2 separate regions of the Homo sapiens genome follow, and region 1 is linked to region 2. A link is a loop called in an ENCODE intact Hi-C map of the cell type or tissue named here. Cell type or tissue: A673. All regions are shown on one strand. Links, peaks and the distances in the headings refer to the core of each region. The heading gives the core; the rest is flanking DNA. Region 1 overlaps TENM2 (teneurin transmembrane protein 2). Region 2 overlaps TENM2 (teneurin transmembrane protein 2).

Region 1 (5,389 bases), core at 98-5,097, 520 kb after region 2:
AAGCGAAAGTTTCTCTCGCCTCCTCCGAGTCCCTGGAGATCTCACCCAAAGAGAATGCGAATAGAGTTTTCCATTTTGTTTCACATTAGGGTCTCCTGAGAGGCAAAGGACTGGAAAACACTATAGCCAAAATACCCAAAGCATGATTCAATCTGATGTCTTAGTAAAGGAAATGTACACTCCAAGCTTTTTTTTTTCTCCCAATTCACCATTTGCTCCAAACGATAAAATCACAGCCTCAACGAAAATCACACCTTAAAAAAATTGTTTGTGTTGGCTGTTCTCTTAGAGAAGTTGAGTTTTCCTGGAAAGTTAACATTCTTGTCAGAGAGGAAATAAAAATAAATGTGGCACAGGCAAAGATGACATTTGAATCCAAACAAAAGTTTGCCTTTTGCTTTTTTTTTTTTCTTTCACCCCTTATCATACAAACTGATGTGCTAAGAAAAACAGTCCCAATTTAGCTTTCCATAAGCCCTTTGGAGTAGTTCACATATATAGTCTCTCATAGGAAGGTTCGGTTGCAAATTTTTGTCAAAAGGGAAAAAATATGCCATGTGGAAACCGTGTATTGGTTAGCGGAAATGGATCAACAGAGAGGCCACAGGGGGAAAAGTGCCAGTTGCGAATTCATAGAATGAGTCAGTGTTTTAGACAAGGGAAAACTGAAGTATATCTCATGAGCTGAAACCACCTCCAGGCTGACAAACTTTTGCCAGAACTTATAAACAGTGTGTGATACATTAGGTTCAGGATCCCATTGAAAGCAACATTGTCAATCCTCATCCAATTAGTAGTTCCAAACTGCTCATCCCAGACCCACCTTGAATTTACCCTGGAACTGGGCAAATGTTCACTCTCACTAAGGGTAGTGACACTGAGCACTCCAGAATGAAGAAAGAACTATGCAGACAGACGGAGAGAGGAATCTTTGCTGTTCTCAGTGTCAAATTCTGAGCAGCGCCCCCTCTCTGCTGGATTCCTATAATGACCTCAATAATTTGTCTCTAGGGTCAGTCCTGCCTCACTCTCATTCACGGTCCACAATATAACATCTCAATCTTATGCTTAAGCTCTTCAATTATTCTTCACTGACCTCAGGATGAAATCCAAACTCCTACCATGAGGTTGTTCAAGGCATAGTGCCTGTCTTTTAGACCAGCGGTCTCCAACCTTTTGGCACCAGGGATCAGCTTCATGGGAGAAATTTTTTTTCACAGACTGGGGTTGGGGATTGTTTGGGAATGAAACTGTTCCACCTCGGATCATGAGGCATTACTTAGATTCTCATACGGAGCATGTAACGTAGATCCCTCACATGCCAGTTCACAGTAGGGTCCGTGGTTCTTATGAGAATGTAATGCCTCTGCTGACCTGACAGGAGGTGGAGCTCAGGTGGTAATTCTAGCTTACCTGCTGCTCACCTCCTGCCATGCAGCCCTGTTCGTAAGAGGCCATGGACCAACACCAGTCCGCAGCCCGGGGGTTGGGAATCCCTATTCTAGACCCTTCTCTCTACAAGCTCAAACTCTAAGTACTAGCCAGGTTGGTGGTTTTAAATCTCCCGATCTTTGTATTTGGCAGCTGACTCTTCAGCCTGGAACACTCTTATCCTACATCTCAACTCCACCTTTGACTCATTACTGGGTAACTTTAATTGGTTCCTACTACATCTCATGCTTACTGTTATTTTGACACAACAGATTGAAGTAAGTTGCTCAATCTTTTCTTGCATTAGAAAGATGACTAGTCCCTAAGGACTACCTAGCACAGTCTCTGGTACAACGGAGACTGAAAAAAAATATATCTATATATTGAATGAACAAATGACTGAAAAATAATTCACCAACCAGCTTCTTAGTTAACATCAAATTGTCACTAAAGCATTCAGTATATTAAAATCCAAATATAAGCAACCTTGCTAAATTAGGGGTAATTATCATAGTGTCCTAGGGCTTAATAAGCATTCAATAAACGTTAATAACTACCATTATTGTTTACATTATAAAAACATTTTTGTTTCAAAAAATCATTCACAACTGTTTTCTTTTCACTGAAAACTCATATAAAGATTTTTACTTAACAGCTTGTTAAAATAAATATAGTTTGATGTATACACAGTTCTTTTAAAAGTGGTTTAAAGACAAGAGGACTCCCAGTTAATAAATCATATGATTACATATTAATACTATTGTAACAAAAAGGAATGACCAGTAAAAATAAGTCACTTGTAATTCTATTTCTTTTAAAAAAATAAATTTTAGGACGAAAGGCAGTCATGAAAAACCCTGAATGCTCCACAAATAACTGAAATATTCCGAGTGGTAAACATACACGTGACTCGTGTGTCATTTCAATAAAAGTGCCTAGAGGGCGCTGATTTGCCATGTTTCTATGGATCTGTGTAGCACAGAAAGCACATGTGTAGGTATAACTTGTGAGTAAGCACTATTTACTCTACAAATAAATTACTATGTAGCTTACATTGTTAGGGTCGCATGATAGCCCTATAGCTTAAAAGACTGAAATAACCATGCATTTATCTTGTCACTACAGGTACTTACAGTGTAATTACAAGGTCAACAGTTACTGTGTAATTATGTAGTTTCAACATTGTGGTTCTCAAACAACAAAAAAAAGTACACTGTTCTCCCAGTACCTGCTGAGAACCCCTTTCCCTACTTCGCCATCCCCACTTGCAAAATTTAAATAGCTTCAATGACATTTTCAAAGGAAAACAAATCAAAGTATCTTTATTGGAATAATAGCTATCTTATAATTATTAAAGACCTCAGACATCTTCTGGTCCAATGCCTTAATTTTCTTGGGAGGATTTATTTTAAATTTTTCACATGGAATTATATGTAATTTAGAAAGTAACTCAAGATAAAAGGTAACACAAATAGGCATTTATTTAGCAGCAATACTTTTTAATGGTTGTTCATTGTGTAGAGTAATGAGATGTGGCACATTTTTGAAAGGGTGAATTTCCTGATTTAATGAAATCAGAACAAAATAATACTAAATTATAACTTATCACATCCATAAAGTTTTGTTCTTCTCCAGTTCAGATTCTGAATTTATTTCTGTGTGTTTGCTTAATATTGACATCACACTGCATATAATTTTGTGGTTAGTTGTGTGTATGTGCGGTGTGACCAAATCTCTTACACATTTCTCTTCCAATGTATGGTGACTCTGAAATCATGAGTTTCATTTAAACCTTATAACTAAAACCCTTCAAATTCTTTCCCCTCCTTTATTCAGAGAAGCAGAAGGACACTGCTTTGATAGTCAATATTTGAACAACTCATTCCAAATTTATTGTAGGTTACTATCATACGGAGAATAATAAAGAATTTTTTTAATTACTTTAGCTCATAAAAATGGGCTGATAGATATTCCATCAATGTTATGATTCCCTTGGATGGAGAAATGCTAAATGCTAACCCAAACAGATTTTAAAACCATAATTACTTGGTAAACAGGGGAAACATAGCCAAATAATTATTCATGAGTACAGATTAAATTCATCTAGATTTTTTTTGAAAATTTCTTATTGAATTCTATCTCTGGCAAAGCCACTGAGCATAGCAATATCAGAGTGGCATTACTTCTTCAATATGTTTTACACAAAAAGAGCAAGCTGTGTACAGGTTTTTTGTTTGTTTGTTTTTGCTATAGGGCCTTTCTTCTGTCTCTCTCTAGTGATGAAGCACAGATAAGTTACCCAACATTAGTGTGTGTAAATCATTTCAAAAGGGGCACTTGTTCCCTGATGTAGTAGTTCTCTGAAAAGCAAAAACAAGGCAATCCTACAAGAAACATCATCACACAACCACCACACAACTGGTTTTCACAATTAAAGACTTACTATGATAACAGTCACCAGCCTGAAAACCCTACTCTATTAAGACAAACAGGCAAAGGTTCTCTTCAAAAAGAATCTCAGGATAGGAGGTTTTTGAAATCTCAAAAGAAAACATAAACTAGCCTCTCTCTTGACACCTAATAAAACCAAGAAGCTGACTCAAATAGTTACAAGATTTATCTCCTAATACCTGCCTTTAATTGATTTACATATAAAAGTCTTCTTTTCCATAGTTCCAAGACCAATTTGGAACTTTCTTTCTAATTCTCACATTATAAATTAAGAAAGCAAAATAAACCATCTCTAGGACATACCAGAGGTTATCAATTTGGAACTTTCTTTGTAATTCTCACATTATAAATTAAGAAAGCAAAATAAACCATCTCTAGGACATACCAGAGGTTGAGTAATGCAAGGTACAGATGATTACTTTGCTTTTATGTTAAAAACAAAATGATTACATGGACACCAAGCAGTGTAGAAAAGCTGAAAAGGAATCCAGGAAAGGGATGAAGGTCAGAGATGACTTTAGCTTCATCTGTGATTTTTCAGTATTACTTGTAAGAAGAATATTCAGATATTAAATGTAATATGAAATTAAGAAAGTACAAAAGAGAAACAACAAGTGGTAATAAAGCATACATAAATAAAAACAAGTATTTCTCCATTAGTTTGAAGCAGCTTTCCTGTTTGGTGGTAAGAGGTCTACTGATAGTTTGTTAGAAATCAAAGGACATTTGCAGGGACATGGATGAAGCTGGAAGCCATCATCCTCAGCAAACTAACACAGGAACAGAAACCAAACAGTGCATGTTCTCACTCCTAAGTGGGAGGTGAACAATGAGAACACATGGACACAGGGAGGGGAACATCACACACCAGGGCCTGTCGGGGGGTGGGGGGCTAAGGGAGGGAGAGCATTAGGACAAATACCTAACGCATACAGGGCTTAAAACCTAGATGATGGGTTGATGGGTGCAGCAAACCACCATGGCACATGGATACCTATGTAACGAACCTGGATGTTCTCCACATGTATCCCAGAACTTAAAGTATAATAAATAAATTTTAAAATAGAAATGAAAGGACAGAGAAAAGAGCACACTTCAGCCTGCTTGGTAGAGAGATGCATGGAGAAAACTGTAAGTGGAGACACTCACACTGACCTTGTGGTTGCTGGTAGTGAGAAAATGTATTTTATTAGTAGTGTACTAACCCATAGAACCTGACCAATAAATGATTCACACTGTGTTTATTCCACATTTTAAGTAGGCACGCATTTCAACGACTGTTCCCGTTCCATTTTTGGATGGTAATTTTCAGTAAGTAAAAAGCACTGTACCTTTAAGTTTTAAATATAAAAAATGACACTGATTAACCTTTAAAATGGTGCCATTTAATCAAAGCAAGTAGATCTTTAATGGGTTTTAAATGGACTAATAAATCACAGGCTTTTTTTTTCCAACATGGAAATAAACGAAATATTTGGGGGAAAAAATCCCATTACATCTCTGAGAG
Region 2 (5,389 bases), core at 59-5,058:
CTTGTCCTGCCTTTGGATATCTCATACCATTGGTGAACTGTTATTCTTCTAATATTACTAGGTCTTTTTTATTTGATTTATATCTTACTTCATCACATAGATTTTAAGTATACTGAAGGTTACATGAGCGAAGTATTTTTTTTTTTTGTACAATATATATTGCTATTCCTTTGAGTACTACCTTGTACCTAGAATGCACTTATTAAAAAAGACATGTTGATTTGGTGGGCATGCAATTCTGATGGGCATGCAATTCTGTCATTCGGAAATTATGTGAAAGAGCTTATAATACAGTCCCTGGCCTTTTAAAAACTGTTGTTAAAATACAGCTAGTATAATGTAAAAGTGCATAATTTATTTGTAGCGTTTTTACCCCTGGGGTTGTATGAAAGGCCATTTATTTATTTACTTTGTTATGTATTTGTGTGTGTGTGCACATGCTGCGCATCAACCAGTGTTCAAGTTGGTGTCAAAATTAGCTCATCCCAACAAATTGAGATTCTTGTGGTAGGAAGAATTAACAACTGCCCTCTGGAAGCATATCGTTTTCCCCCAATCGTTTATACATTAGTTGGAAGTCAGTTTGTGTTGACCCATGGGCAGCTAATCCTCAGAGAGAGAGTTCTCAATTCTATAGGGTCTCTTCTAGGAGGTCATTTCAGGCCCAATTATACAATCTCTCTCTTCTACGAGGTTTGTTTTTCCTTAGGGTGAATATGATATGAAAGAACATTGTGGAAGAAACCTCATCTTAATAAGCCTTTTACCTTGGACAAAATAAGCTTTCTTAAGAAAGATTTTTCACCCTCATAATGCTTCCTTCTTGATTCACTAAAGATTCATGCTCCTGAAATTGCCTATATATTTTTTCCAAAAAGAAAAAGAAATTCTCCAAAATAAGAAAAGAGCATAACCTTTGAAGTTTCAAAAAAGCCCTTAATGTATCTTTCTTATTTGTAAAGATGAGATAATTTGGGTCGATTTTTATATCCGTTTCCAAACTTGCAATGAGTATATAATGTGATTAAAGGTTTGTGATATAAATAGTTTTCTGAAATTAGTTTATTGGCTTATTATAATTATATCAGATCTTATTTAGCCAATTAAAACAAATTATTTTGCTTATAAAACTGCTCACATTAATTAACATGTTCTGGCATTTTGGTTTTTGTCTGCTGAACAGAAGTCTGTCTTGTCTGTTTTCCATTTCTGTTTTGCATAGTAATTGGAACAACCCCTTAAGTGAAAACCAAAGTAGCGGAGCCACCTTATCATAAAGTAAAAATGGAAAGCAAATCAAGAGAGAACCTTAAATCTCTGCTTCCCATGGTGGACCGAATAGAGTTGGCCTCAATGAAACTCTAAGTAAGAATTTACGTTCCTCTCCATTGAGTTGAATACAGGCTTTGGTGGACTATTTGGTTCTTGTTACTGATGTTTCTCAATATGGAACGTTTGAAAGCATCCAACCAGAAGTTGCACAATGATCACAGCCTTGAACGTATTCATCAGAAAAACGCATTCACTGCTACAGGTTTTATTTTTACAGGAACCAGTGTGCTGCACTGTTTGCGAGTTTCTTCAATGCTCTTACCCATGACAATCACAAAAGCAATTCACAACCTTACTTATCAGATAGTTCTGTTTTACAATAATCTGGTTGCTATTTGTAAAATCCAGGAAAAAACAGTGCAATTTCTGATGCTGAATATCTGAAAAGCTCTGGAAGCTGCTAGGAAGAGATATGCACTAAAATATGTAATGTGATGGAATTACAACAGACAGACATTCTGGAGGGTGTACACTCTAGTGCATCTCAGAGTACGTGACATCTAATGGCGCTACTTTCAAGATTTGCAAAGAAATTCTGCATTTAAACGGCTCCCTTCCACTCACAGTTTTCTTAGCTCCCCTATTTAACTCTTTCATTAAAAAAAAAAAGAGAACTCTCTCAAAAAGAATGATCAACCAAAACAATCGCCAGTGAATAACTGTTTCCAGAACAAAATGAAAGTAGGGATCTCAATGAGATCATTTATTTCATGAGCTAGTTCCTAAAACTTTAGATGTACCATAAAAGCAAAAACATCTTTCTGATGAGAATTTAACTCACACAAAAAAGTGGTGATTTTAACAGCTGACAAATCCCCTATAATAAGGGGCTTAAACAACAACAACAAACAAACAAACCACTTTTCCAGTGATTAGTCTGTGCAGATGTCAAAGAAAAGTGCCATACACTCCCTTAAAGAATATAGACGCCAGTTAAATCTTTTTGGGTGTTTTCATGACCATATATTAGTGTGAGAGCAAAATGGGAATAACATACACCACTGAGAGGCAGTATAGTGCAATAGATAAAGTGATTGAATTTCAATCCCTGATCTCAGCACATAGCATTAGCTAAATTACTTCACCGCTGTCTACCTCAACTTCTCCGTCTATGAAATGGGACCAGTATCTCCAAGTTTCTGATAATAAGATAAACAAAAAACATTAGCATATTTATAAAGGCAGATAGCCCTATCATTTCTTTGTGCAGTTAAATTCTACCAAAGCTAAATCTACTCTAAGAGGAAAAAGAATTGCATTATGGAAGCTAAATGTTGTTCCGGAAGCTGCTGGGGCACCAATTAATAGAGTGATGTAATAAACCACTCAATAATCCTGCACTGGCTGAAAGAATTAATGCAGCTCACCTCTGTTGCTGTGAGTGCAATACCATGTACTCAGAGGGTGCTCGATAAATATTAGCTGATGATGATATTGACAGGGTGCTGTGTAGTCACGGCACTAAGTGAATTGCTAAGTTTACAATTGTACAGAAAACTCGTTGAATAATTATTGGCAATAAAAGAAACCTATCCCTGACCTCATTTACTATATTATGACATCATCTCACGCATAATAAGACCATCACCAATCCCTGGAAGCTTAATAGCCTTGTCCTACTGACTTGACACAATAAAAATAAGGTCATCCTGTAAAACATATTTAGAATTTGGGTACTTCTTAAAACTTTCATTGTTAGCACTCTGTTGCAGTCTATCACCATTTCTTTTCTGGATTTTGTAGCGCCTCTCAATTGTTTTCCATGATTTCTACTTTAGGCCCCTGTGGCAGTTCCTTATGCTGGGGATTCCTAATGTATCTTACCTTCGTGTATTCACAGTCTTGTATAGTTCTCTCTCATACTGACTCTGGGATTGGCCAGACTCTGGGATTGGCCATGACTTGCTTTGGCCAATAGGCCATTAACAAACATGATGCAAGAAAAGGCACAAGAAGTTCTTGAGCATAGGGGCTTGCCCTGCTGGAAGAATGCCATCCCCATGAAAGAAAGCCTTTTCTGGCCTCCTAGAAGATGAAAAACCAAGAGGAGGGAAACGCTCAAATATTTCATGGAGTCCAGCCCCCATGAAACCCACCAGCTAGATGAAACTGTACAAGTGAGTACAGGCAAGTCCCCCAAAAGAACTGCCTGTTGGACACACCAGAATGTGAGCAACAATCATTTCCTCTTGTTTCAATCTGCCAAGTTCTGCTGCATTTTTTATCTAGTAATAAATTACTGATACATCCCCTGCTGATTATTTCCAACTCTGCTAATCAGGGTGATTCTTTTACAATGTAAGCCAGATAATCTTACTCCTCCTCAAAGCCATCTATGAGCTCCTTATCTCAGAGGAGCCCAAGTCTTCCTAAAGACTTGACTTTCTAAAGACTTGACATGCTCTGCCCTTCCCTCAATTTATCCGATGTCAACTCCACTAATCTCTCCCTCACTTTTCTCTTTTCAGCTGCATAGGCCTCTACCTCAAAGGTTCTTCTTCATGAACATGGATTACTTTCACACTCTGTTTGGGTGTTTCCTCCAAAATCATTTTTTCTCAGCAGGGCTTGCCCTGATCAAACTGCATCATCTCCTTGCCCCCAATTCTCCATCCTCCCTTTCTGTTCCTTTCCATTGCACTTAAGACTTCTAAATCACTATATGGTTTACTGATTTTGGTCACTGTCTGACTCGCTTTCTCAGAATGTAAGCTTCAAGAGGGTCAGAAGTTGTCTTTTTGGTCCCCACACTTAGAACAATGGCTGGTACATAGGATAGACTTAGTAAGTACAGTCGTGCACCAGTTAGCCATGGGGATACATTCTGAGACATGAATCCTTAGGCGATTTTGTCATTGTGCAAACATCATAGAGTGCACTTACACAAACCTAGATGGTAAACCCTACTTCACACCTAAGCTGTATGGCATAGCCTGTTGCTACCAGGCTTCAAACCGGTACAGCATGTTACTGTCCTGAATACTGTAGGCAATTATAACACAATGATAAGTATTTTAATATCTCAACATGTCTAACCATAGAAAAAGTACAGTAAAAACACTGTATAGAAGATAAAAACGGTTACACTATATAGGGCAGTTCCATTATAATCTTATGGGACCACTGTTGTATATGAGGTCTGTCCCTGACTGAAATGTTGTTATTTGGTGCATTACCGTATTTGCTAAACTATAAAATTAATACTTCTGGTTAGGGTGCCCAGGGCTACAGATTGGGTTCTATATTTAATGGCAATGCTGAGATTGGATAGACTCTGTAAGGACACACAGTTGGTGCAACTTACAAAGATTTACGAGACATCACTTGGCAGAAAACAGAAGTAGCCTTGTGGTCAAGGAGAAGAGAAGGTCAAGAAGGTTCTTTGGGAAGTATTTCATCAGAAGGTCTTTTCACAGGTGGTGAGAACCACAATCAAAAGCAAAGAGAGGCGAGTACTCACCAGAATAGCCACCATGGAAAGGCTAAGGAGGAACCCAAGGGAAGAAAAGGAGACTCTCCAAGCCTGCTTGAATTTAAAAGGCAAGTGGCACAGGGAGAAAGATGCCTCCAAAGGGTAAATCTGATCTTTTTGTGGAAGACAAAGTTTATGATGTGCTTGCACCTTTTTCAGGAAAAGCCTAAAAATAAAGCCAAATATATCTGAGGCTTGGTCTTTTCATGCTGATATCAGAGTTGAGAATGCACACTGAGCCAACATTGCTACAGTACCTAGGCATGTGCCCAGGGATGTGACACACTGGCATTTAGGCTCCATAAACATGTAGATCACAAGTGGTAGGCTTGCTTTTTCTTTTTCTTTTTTTTTTTTTTTTTTGAGACAGAATTTCGCTCTTGTTGCCCAGGCTGGAGTGCAGTGGTGCGATCTCGGCTCACTGCAACCTCCGCCTCCCAGGTTCAAGCGATTCTCCTGCCTCAGCCTCCCGAGCAGCTGGGACTACAGGCGCCTGCCAACACGCCTGGCTAAATTTTGTATTTTTGGTAGAGACAGGGTTTCACCGTGTTGGCCAGGCTGGTCTTGAACTCCTGACCTCAGGTG

The links. Peaks named below come from ENCODE experiments on the same cell type or tissue, not always from the same donor. Only the 100,000 strongest peaks of a DNase experiment are listed, where the experiment ranks them.
Region 1: a loop joins it to region 2, with 3 times the contacts of the local background. A loop is called at or near these places in 3 of 110 quality-filtered maps.

Annotation. Positions count from the first base shown.
Region 1 is chr5:167,046,242-167,051,630 of GRCh38, reverse strand. The region is part of intron 1 of TENM2 (teneurin transmembrane protein 2); the gene reads right to left. Among named protein-coding and RNA genes, the nearest start is that of TENM2, 70 kb to the right of the region's middle. In A673, for the core only: CTCF peaks have their summits at 993 and 2,380; a DNase peak (open chromatin) is centred at 2,380.
Region 2 is chr5:167,562,736-167,568,124 of GRCh38, reverse strand. All of the region lies in intron 4 of TENM2 (teneurin transmembrane protein 2), which reads right to left. Among named protein-coding and RNA genes, the nearest start is that of TENM2-AS4, 95 kb to the left of the region's middle. In A673, for the core only: a CTCF peak has its summit at 2,307; a DNase peak (open chromatin) is centred at 2,344.